Regions from separate parts of the Homo sapiens genome. Here region 2 is linked to region 1. Evidence: chromatin contacts called from ENCODE Hi-C or POLR2A ChIA-PET data. All regions are on one chromosome and are shown on one strand. The core of a region is the stretch at or near the end of the contact, and the rest is flanking DNA. Distances in the headings are between cores, read along the strand shown. Region 1 has its middle 31 kb from the start of ABR-AS1. Region 2 overlaps SLC43A2 (solute carrier family 43 member 2).

Region 1 (4,919 bases), core at 1-2,500:
CACCTCCTAAAGTGCTGGGACTATAGGCGTGAGCCACCCCACCTGGTCAAGAGCAATACTTTTTTGGTCTGAGTATTTTATTTGGAGAGAAATAGAACTTGGCCATTGAGCTTATATACACCGAGATAGCTGCCACATTACAGGGAAAAACTATGTACAATCAAATATATATATTTTTTTCTTTGAGGTGGAGTTTCGCTCTTGTTGCCTAGGCTGGAGTGCAGTGGCACGATCTTGGCTCGCTGCAACATCCGCCTCCCAGGTTCAAGCGATTCTCCTGCCTCAGCCTCCCGAGTAGCTGGGATTACAGGCATGTGCCACTACGCCTGGCTAATTTTGTATTTTTAGTAGAGATGGGGTTTCTCCATGTTGGTCAAGCTGGTCTCGAACTCCTGACGTCAGGTGATCTACCTGCCTCAGCCTCCCAAAGTGCTGGGATTACAGGCATGAGCCACTGCACCCGGCCAGGATCAGAATTTTTATATTCAAATCTTAAATCTCTCCTTTATATTCCTTTAAATTGCTATTAACTGTAGATATTCAGCATTGTTAGGGTAATTTAAACTTGTTAAGGAATAATTTAAATATTTTGCCTAAGTCATCCCTGGGGTGGTGGTTACTCATGGAGAGGAAATATATATATATACACACACATCCTAGTATCATAGATTCCAAAAACTGATGAAAGCCAAAATAAATGTTCATTTTAGGTTGAAGGGACCTGAAGTTAGCTTATCTTTAGGTTTAAGGTGGTGGTGGGGGGCGGGGAAGTCCAAGTCCTGTGTAACATTTCACATCTCAGGCCGGGAGCGGTGGCTCATGCCTGTAATCCCAGCACTTTGGGAGCCCGAGGCGGGTGGATCACAAGATCAGGAGTTCGAGACCAGCCTGACCAACATGATGAAACCTCTTCTCTACTAAAAATACAAAATTAGCCGGGCGTGGTGGCGGGCGCCTGTAATCCCAGCTACTCGGGAGGCTGAGGCAGGAGAATCACTTGAACCCGGGAGGCGGAGGATGCAGTGAGCCGAGATTGTGCCATTGCACTCCAGCCTGGGCGATAGGGCGAGACTCGGTCTCAAAAAACAAAAAACAAACCATTTCACATCTCTCCAAAATAGAAACAGCACCTTAGACTGCCTTGTTTTCACAGTTTTGTCGCTTTGGAACCATAGAGTCTGTCATCTTTGAAGAAGTGAAATCACTGTGGGGTTAAGACAGTATCTTTGCACAGTTTGCGTGCAATCTCTGAGAAGCTAGCACAGAAGGACTTAGGAGTTAAGACCGTAACCTTTGGCCGGGCGTGGTGCCTCACGCCTGTAATCCCAGCACTTTCGGAGGCCGAGGCGGGTGAGTCACGAGGTCAGGAGTTTGAGACCAGCCTGACCAACATGGTGAAACCCCGCCTCTACTTAAAAAAATACAAAAATTAGCCGGGCATAGTGGCATGCACCTGTAATCCAAGCTACTCAGGAGGCTGAGGCAGGAGAATGGTGTGGATCTGGGAGGCGGAGGTTGCAGTGAGCCGAGATTGCACCCCTGCACTCCAGCCTGGGGGACAGAGCGAGACTCCGTCTCAAAAAAAAGACTGTGACCTTCAAGCTCTGCAGCCTTAATTCACACCAAATAGTACCTGCTTAGTCACCTAAACTATGGCCACGTCTTCCTGCTCTTTGGATGCCCCTTAGTTTGCTAGTTGGGTCTCAAATCATGGTCTTTAGGTGAATTAATGGCCGGCACAGTGTTTGGGAGAAAAACAGAATCTGCAGCTTCACATCTCATCATTTCCTGGGCTGAGCTGTCTCCCACCCTGAGCATATTACAAAATTAACAGGTTTTAGAAGCTGAAAAGTGGAAATAACCAGCTTTCGTTTCTGGGCTGCAGCTTGTTTAGTGCCACATCTTGGAGAAAGCTCTGTGCGTGGTTAGATGGGTTGACTCTGATTGTCTGCAGCTCCATTCAAGGATTTGTTGGGGGAATTTCACACTCCTTTAGCTGTTTGGTAAAAGGGTGAAAAATTTCTTAAGTCCAAATTCCCATCCCAGATACAGCTTCTCCCCAAGTATCTCTTTATCTCTCTCTCTCTTTTTTTTTTTTAGACAGTGTCTCACTCTGTTGCCCAGGCTGGAGTGAAGTGGAGAGATTTTGGCTCACTGCAACCTCCAACTTCTGGGCTCAAGCGATTCTCCTGTCTCAGCCTCCCAAGTAGCTGAGATTACAGGCGTCCGCCACCACACTTGGCTAATTTTGTACTTTTAGTAAAGATGGAGTTTTTCCATGTTGATCAGGCTGGTCTCAAACTCCCGACCTCAGGTGATCTGCTGGCCTCGGCCTCCCAAAGTGCTGGGATTACAGGCGTGAGCCACCATGCCCGGCCAATTTTTGTATTTTTAGTAGAGACGAGGTTTCACCATGTTGGCCAGGCCAGTCTCGAGCTCCTGACCTCAAATGATCCGCCCGCCTCAGCCTCTCAGAGTGCTGGGATTACAGGTGTGAACCACTGTGCCTGGCGTCTCTTTTTGTTTTGTTTTGTTGTTGTTTTTTTTTCTCTTTTGAGACAGTGTCATGGTCTATTGCCCAGGCTGGAGAGCAGTGGCATGATCAGGGCTCACTGCAGCCTCAAACTCCTGTGCTCAAGCGAGCCTCCCACTTCAGCCTCTCAAGTAGCTGGGACCACAGGCATGTACCACCACACCTGGCTAATCCTTATAAAACTTTTGTAGAGATGAGGTCTTGCTCTGTTGCCCAGGCTGGTCTCGAACTCCCAGACTCGAGAGATCTTCCTGCCTTGGCCTCCCAAAGTACTGGGACTATAGGCGTGAGCCACCATGCCCAGCCTCTTTGTATCTCAGTTTAACACTGTTTCATTCTTCTTCTTGTTATAGTAATTTTTTTTTTTTTCGAGATGGGGTCTTGCTCTTGTCGCCTAGGCTAGAGTGCAGCGGTGCAATCTCGGCTCACTGCAACCTCCACCTCCCGAGTTCAAGCAATTCTTGTGCCTCAGCCTCCCGAGTAGCTGGGATTACAGGCTTGTGCCACCACACCAGGCTAATTTTTTGTATTTTTAGTAGAGACGGGGTTTCACCATCTTGGCCAGGCTGGTCTCAAACTCCCGACCTCAAGCAATCAGCCTGCCTTGGCCTCTCGAAGTGCTGGGATTACAGGCATGAGCCACCGTGGCCGGCCTTGTTACAGTAATTTACATATTGTTCCCACCTTGCTAGCATTGCTGAAGGCAGATACCACCTTATGGCAGTAAAGGATGCAGGTTCTGGGGTCAGACTGCCCACGTTTGAACCTCAGCTCTACCCCTTACTAGCTGTGAGGATTTAAAAACGTTATTTCACGTCTCTGTGCCTTGGATATCTTATCTGTAAAATGGATGTGTTAATAGTGTCTATTTCCTGGAATGTTGTGGGGATTAATGAGGAAATCTATGGTAAAAAAATCACGGTGAATAATCAATCAATAATGACTCCTATGATTCACGCTTTGTTTTCTAAGCACCTGCCACAGGACCTGGAATAATTTAGATAAGGACTGACTGCAAGTCAGACACCTCTGCAGGAACAGCAGAAGAAGATCGATTTTTGGTGGCTAGCTCCACTGAAATGGAATCCCACTGGGTCAGAGCAAAACCTGGAATCCATATTTTTATTTATTTTTCATTATTTATTTATTTATTTATTTATTTATTCATTTTTTTGAGACGGAGCCTCACTCTGTCGCCCAGGCTGGAAAGAAGTGGAGAGATTTCTGCTCACTGCAACCTCTGCCTCCTGGGCTCAAGCAATTCTCCTGCCTCAGCCTCCTGAGTAGCTGGGACTATGGGCGTCTGCCACCACGCCTGGCTAATTTTTGTATTTTTTAGTAGAGACGGGGTTTCACCATATTGGACAGGCTGGTCTCAAACTCCTGACCTCATGATCCGTCCGCCTTGGCCTCCCAAAGTGCTGGGATTATAGGCGTGAGCCACCACGCTCGGCCAGGAATCTCTGTTTTTAACAAGCTCGGGAGATTTTTCAGCAGCCAGTCCAGCACCCCAGAGTTTGGCAGGCTTTGCCAAGTGCTTGATATGAGGTGGTAAATGTCTGGCACCTTTAAAATATAGGGCCCTTTCCGTCCATCTGGCCCTACAGGTTGATGTTAAAAGGATGCAAAAATACGGTTCTAAATGTCCTTAAGAGGCTAAGGTTGGTCTAAGCAAAGCATGGAGGAAAAAGCCCTTTTGAGTTTGTGTGTGAGTAGATAGGAGTTGCCAGTTGGTTGATAAAGTGATAAAGTAATCCTTTTGTGTTAGGAGCCAGGAAGCAGAGAGAGAGGAAACAGCCCAAAGTGATTTTTGGCTTGAGAGCAAACACAATAGCAGAAAGCTGAGTGACACCTGGACGATAGTGCAGAGAAGCTGAGTGACACCTGGACGATAGTGCAGACAAGCTGAGTGATACGCGGACAATAGCATGGAGAAACTGAGTGACACCTGGACGATAGTGCAGAGAAGCTGAGTGACACCTGGACGATAGTGCAGACAAGCTGAGTGATACGCGGACAACAGCATGGAGAAACTGAGTGACACCTGGACGATAGTGCAGAGAAGCTGAGTGATAACGTGGACGATAGTGCGGAGAAGCTGGGTAGCAGAGATGGGGTTTCACCATGTTGGCCAGGCTGGTCTTGAACTCTTGACCTCAGGTGATTCACCCACCTCGGCCTCCCAAAGAGTTGGGATTACAGGTGTGAGCCACGGCGCCCGGCTTAGGTCAGAACTTTCTACGCAGGTAAAAAGTGACAGCCCCCACAGTACCAACACAGCTGGGCTGAGCTTCCGCCTCTCTAGATTCTGTTACTTTCTACCTCTACTTTCTCCCTGTCTCTCTAAGAGATCAGCCGTCACTAATTTAGTGCTTTACTAATTTAG
Region 2 (4,919 bases), core at 1,006-3,505, 380 kb before region 1:
CGGCTCACTGCAAGCTCCGCCTCCCGGGTTCAAGCCATTTTCCTGCCTCAGCCTCCCAAGTAGCTGGGATTATAGGCGCCTGCCACCACATCCGGCTAATTTTTGTATTTTTAGTAGAGACAGGGTTTCGCCATGTTTGCCAGGCTGATCTCGAATTCCTGACCTCAGGTGATCTGCCCCCCTTGTCTCTCTCTCTTTTTTTTAACTTTAAAAAGATACAGAGGCAGGGTTTCGCCATGTTGTCCAGGCTGGTCTTAAACTCTGAGGTCAAAGGCAGCACTCTGGGATTGCAGGCGTGAGCCACTGCGTCCAGCAGATCCTGTCTCTTAAAACAAGAAAAAAAGGTTGGGCGCGGTGGCTCACGCCTGTAATCCCAGCACTTTGGGAGGCCAAGGCGGGCGGATCACGAGGTCAGGAGATCCAGACCATCCTGGCTAACGTGGTGAAACCCCGTCTCTACTGAAAATACAAAAAAATTAGCCGGGTGTGGTGGCGGGCGCCTATAGTCCCAGCTACACGGGAGGCTGAGGCAGGAGAATGGCGTGAACCTGGGAGGCGGAGCTTGCAGTGAGCCGAGATAGAGCCACTGCAGTACAGCCTGGGCGAAAGAGCGAGACTCCGTCTCAAAAAAAAAAAAAAAGAAAGAAAGAAAGAAAAAGATTCAAGACAAATGGGGAGTGGTGGGGAGGGTGGAGGGGACATAGATTAAGTCCCCATAAGCAGCCTGAATTTAATGAAATAGGTTGGCATGGCTATCCAGAGGGCAGCCCCCAAGGCCAGGGACGCTGGGTGTGGACAGGAAAGGTTTGCTACACACAGTGTGATGTCTCTTGAGGTTAGAGAACCTGTGCCTCTTTGGGAGGATGTAGTTTGCCCTAGGCCTGGATTTCGGTAGAATGAGCAAGAGTTAGCCTTGAAGTCCTGTTCAGGTGGGCCCCCTCTTGCCCTGTACCCAGAATGAGCTGATGTGAGATGCCGAGAGTGGCTTCGTTGGGAAGAGAGCCCGGACCTTGCTTCCCGTTGGCCTTCCAGGATGCTAACTGCTCGGGCCGAACATCCTGTGGGAAGATAATCCCCTGCTTGTACTGAGAAATTCAGAAGCAGGAGGCCGGGCGCGGTGGCTCACGCCTGTAGTCCCAGCACTTTGGGAGGCCGAGGCGGGCGGATCACTTGAGATCAGCCTGGCCAACATGGTGAAACCCCGTCTCTACTAAAAATACAAAAATTAGCCAGGCATGGTGGCGGGCATCTCTAATCTCGCGACTTGGGAGGCTGAGGCAGGAGAATCACTTGAACCAGGGAGGCGGAGGTTGCAACGAGCCGAGCTCACACCACTGCGCTCCAGCCTGGGGAACAAGAGCAAAACCCCATCTCAAAACAAAGAAAAGAAATTCAGAAGCAGGAATCCTGGGCCAGCTTCATCCTCAGACCGAAGAGAACTGTAGAATTCTGATTGACATCTTCCAAAAACCTACCCTCTCCAAACCAAAAGCAGTTTTTGCTGACATCTGGTCTTTCTGGAATGCTGATATTTTTATTTATAAAATGATGCTATTATCCCCAAATAGATTCTTATTTTTAACAGGCTTTCTCCCTTTGAGGGCTGCCTGAGGCTCATAACTTTGTTCTCTGGCATCTCAGTGTTACCCTGAAAAGACAAGAAGGCTCCTGGGCTCTGCCAGGAGCAGAGAGATAGGGAGGGTTGCCAGCCGGAAAGTCAGACAACTGCTTGTATTCTGCATTACCTCCCTCCTTGGCCCCATCAGCCTCAGTCCATGAAGGAGAAACCTTCAGTGAGCGGTCATTGCCCCTGAACTAATGCCCCTGTGAGTCACACAGGAAGGGGCGCAGGTGAAGAAGGGGCCTCATGGGGCCTAGTTCTCTGTCCCCTCCTCCTCCCCTTCCCTGGTGCATCCTCCCCACTGAGGTTTCTCTGCTTCTTATCTCTCAGCTGCCCAACATGTTCGGCGACCTTCGGTCCACGTTTATTGCCTTGATGATTGGGTCCTACGCCTCCTCGGCAGTCACCTTTCCAGGAATCAAGGTGAGCACGTGTATTTTGCACTGGTGTCTGTGCAGAGGCCTGCTCCAGGCTCCTTCCACCCTCTCTGAAGAGGGAGGCAATTGTGGGCACCCGGGGTGGCCCCTCTCCACCACCCCCACCCGGGCAGGATGCACCTGGGCATCACAGGGGCGACAAATGAAAACCGCGGGGCCTCAGGGGACGGGAATCACGCATGTGGCTGCAGGATCTGCCGCAGGTGCCTTTGCATTTCGGGGCTGGGGCAGGGGAAGGGCGGTGGGTGAGTCTGTTTCCAGTTGTGAGTCTTGCCCCCGTCTCCTCCGTCATCCTGGTCTCCCGCTGCTCCCCTGCTCCCCAACCCCCAGCCTGCTGTTATTGTACCGTTACTCCCCGCCAGCCAAAGCACTGCTCTTGGCCAAGTGTTTCAGCTGTTTCCCTCCTAGGCAGGATTTTGAGCCTGTGGAAGTCACACAGGGTCAGGACGAAGCAAACACCTCACAGTCCATCAGCCCAAGTTCCCCAGACCCTGTGGGTCTGCCAGGGCCCCGTAGGGGCTTCTCCCACCTCTGACCCTCACACTAAGTAAAAGCCCCTTTCCTCGGTGGTGTGTGTGGGAATGCTGTTGGCGAGGAGAGGGGGACACGGTGTGGGCTGGCCACCTGGGCATTGAAGTGGTGGGAGCTGGGACTCTGGGGCCAGCCATCCTATGGACTTGCAGAGATTCTCATGCCCCTGGACTGGGGAGCATCCCGAAAGTTCTTCCTCCTCCTTTTTTTGGGGGGGAACAGGGTCTTGCTCTGTCGCCCAGGTTGGAGTGCAGCAGCACGATCTCGGCTCACTGCAACCTCCACCTCCCAGGTTCAAGTGATTCTCCTGCCTCAGCCTCCCAAGGAGCTAGGATTACAGGTGCCCGCCACCATGCCCGGCTAATTTTTGTATTTTTAGTAGAGATGGGGTTTCACCATGTTGGTCAGGCTGGCCTGGAACTCCTGACCTCATGATCCGCCCACTTTGGCCTCCCAAAGTGCTGGGATTACAGGCGTGAGCCACCATGCCTGGCTTCCTTGAGCATTTCTTTGGCCTCTGCCATGTGAGCTCTCAGAGGCACTGGGGAAGCATCAGTGGACGGGGCTGGCCGGTTCCCGCCTTCAGGGAGCTCCGCTAATACCAGACAAGCCGACGGACCAGGAGCACCGTCCCCTCTGCTGGGCCGATCACTATGAGCCTGCAAGACGTGCCGTGGTCATGGCGGGGCGGTCAGGAAGGCCTCCGAGTCGGGGGGCTAATCACACGCCAGGCCCAGATGACCAGCAGGGCAGGCACGGTGGGAGGACTGGAAGGCGGGTGCCTGATGCCCCAACGCCCAGGCTGGCAGGGCTGTGCCTCTTTGCGCGGCTCAGCACAGGGACAGCAGGGGTGGCCAGACGCCCCTGCCTGCTGCGGCTCTGGCCTCCCCGGGCTAACTCTGCCCCCTCCCCCCCCCACCCCGTCCCCGCGGTGCCTGTCAGCTCATCTATGATGCTGGTGTCTCCTTCATCGTCGTCCTCGTGGTCTGGGCCGGCTGCTCCGGGCTGGTTTTCCTCAACTGCTTCTTTAACTGGCCCCTTGAGCCCTTCCCGGGGCCGGAGGACATGGACTACTCGTAAGTAGAGGTGCCCCCGTCCCGCCTGCCCCCAGCCCCCGCCCCCCAGCCGGGGTCCCGGGCAGCACCCACAGACACTCTCCCGGGGCCCCAGGGTGAAGATCAAGTTCAGCTGGCTGGGCTTTGACCACAAGATCACAGGGAAGCAGTTCTACAAGCAGGTGACCACGGTGGGCCGGCGCCTGAGTGTGGGCAGCTCCATGAGGAGTGCCAAGGAGCAGGTGGCGCTGCAGGAGGGCCACAAGCTGTGCCTGTCCACCGTCGACCTGGAGGTGAAGTGCCAGCCGGATGCCGCAGGTACCCGCCTGAGACCGCAGCCGGGCGACGGGCAGGGAGTGCTCTGTGGGTATCGGCTCACCCCATTCCCACCTCACCCCAAAAGGGGAGGCGGCCCCGCCCGCCCTGTTCTGCAGAGGCGCTCAGGAAGGCCTGGGGGAGGGAAAGGGATTTGCCTGATTTCACCCAAGAGGTGACCCCACCGCAGCGCCAACCCCGTTACCCTCACCAGGCCCGTCCCGAGGGCCCCCTCCTGGCCTCCAGCGTGGAGGGATCTGCGTGTCCCCCCGGTGGTGGGGACAGTGTGCCCCGGCCCTGAGCCCCGCACCCTCTCCCTGCAGTGGCCCCCTCCTTCATGCACAGCGTGTTCAGCCCCATCCTGCTGCTCAGCCTGGTCACCATGTGCGTCACGCAGCTGCGGCTCATCTTCTACATGGGGGCTATGAACAACATCCTCAAGTTCCTGGTCAGCGGCGACCAGAAGACAGGTAGGTGCCCCGGGCAGCCTCGGTCGCTGTCACTCCCCGGCCTGAGCCCAGCCCACTGGCCACCGGCCAGAATGTGTTAAGCTGAGCCGGGCCAGCCGGGCCATGGAAAGGCCGCATCCCAGGAGCTGTCTGCCCGTCAGAGCTATTGCATCACTGCCAGCCCCAACTGTTTCTTCGTGTCCCCATCAGGGTTTCCTGGTCCAGGAGGGAGGGAAGGACCAAAATAGCCTCCTGGGTGTGGGGTGTGGGGTGTGTGTTTTCCAGTGCCTGAGGGGGAGGGTTGCCGTGTGTGTCTGTAAATGAAAACAGAACAGAACGCTCCACCTGAGCATGGCTGAAAGACAGCAGGTCAAGCCCAAAGTCCTCCCAGAAAGTGGCACGGTGGGTGCGTGGACACCCTGGGCATCGAGGTCAGGACGGGGCTGGAGACGCTGGGGCAACTGGCCCACACTGGGATCTGCATCCCTCACCGAGAAACAGGGCAGGGCAG

The links. Hi-C counts contacts between places; a loop is a spot of excess contacts on that map. ChIA-PET counts read pairs that join two places held with the same protein, here RNA polymerase II (POLR2A). Pooled maps may share reads with other maps.
Region 2: a loop to region 1 is called in a pooled map, with 2.7 times the contacts of the local background. The contact joins two enhancer-like sites. A Hi-C loop is called at or near these places in 1 of 168 maps with a recorded cell type or tissue (B cell) and 2 of 50 pooled maps. POLR2A ChIA-PET finds 5 or more read pairs at or near these places in 1 of 52 experiments (WTC11).

Annotation. Positions count from the first base shown.
Region 1 is chr17:1,210,067-1,214,985 of GRCh38, reverse strand. It overlaps a transcript of ABR not described here. Among named protein-coding and RNA genes, the nearest start is that of ABR-AS1, 31 kb to the right of the region's middle. Within about 2 kb of position 1,250, at least 5 of the 41 ENCODE cell types and tissues checked have a DNase peak (open chromatin) inside an H3K27ac peak, as active enhancers do; they include B cell, where a contact is called at or near this core.
Region 2 is chr17:1,590,312-1,595,230 of GRCh38, reverse strand. SLC43A2 (solute carrier family 43 member 2) reads left to right here. Exons shown (of 14, transcript NM_152346.3): 6 at 1,952-2,044; 7 at 3,532-3,665; 8 at 3,760-3,962; 9 at 4,283-4,429. Among named protein-coding and RNA genes, the nearest start is that of PITPNA, 30 kb to the right of the region's middle. RefSeq lists enhancers at 1,095-1,596, 4,137-4,682, 4,683-4,919 and a silencer at 3,204-3,369. Within about 2 kb of position 2,255, at least 8 of the 41 ENCODE cell types and tissues checked have a DNase peak (open chromatin) inside an H3K27ac peak, as active enhancers do; they include B cell, where a contact is called at or near this core.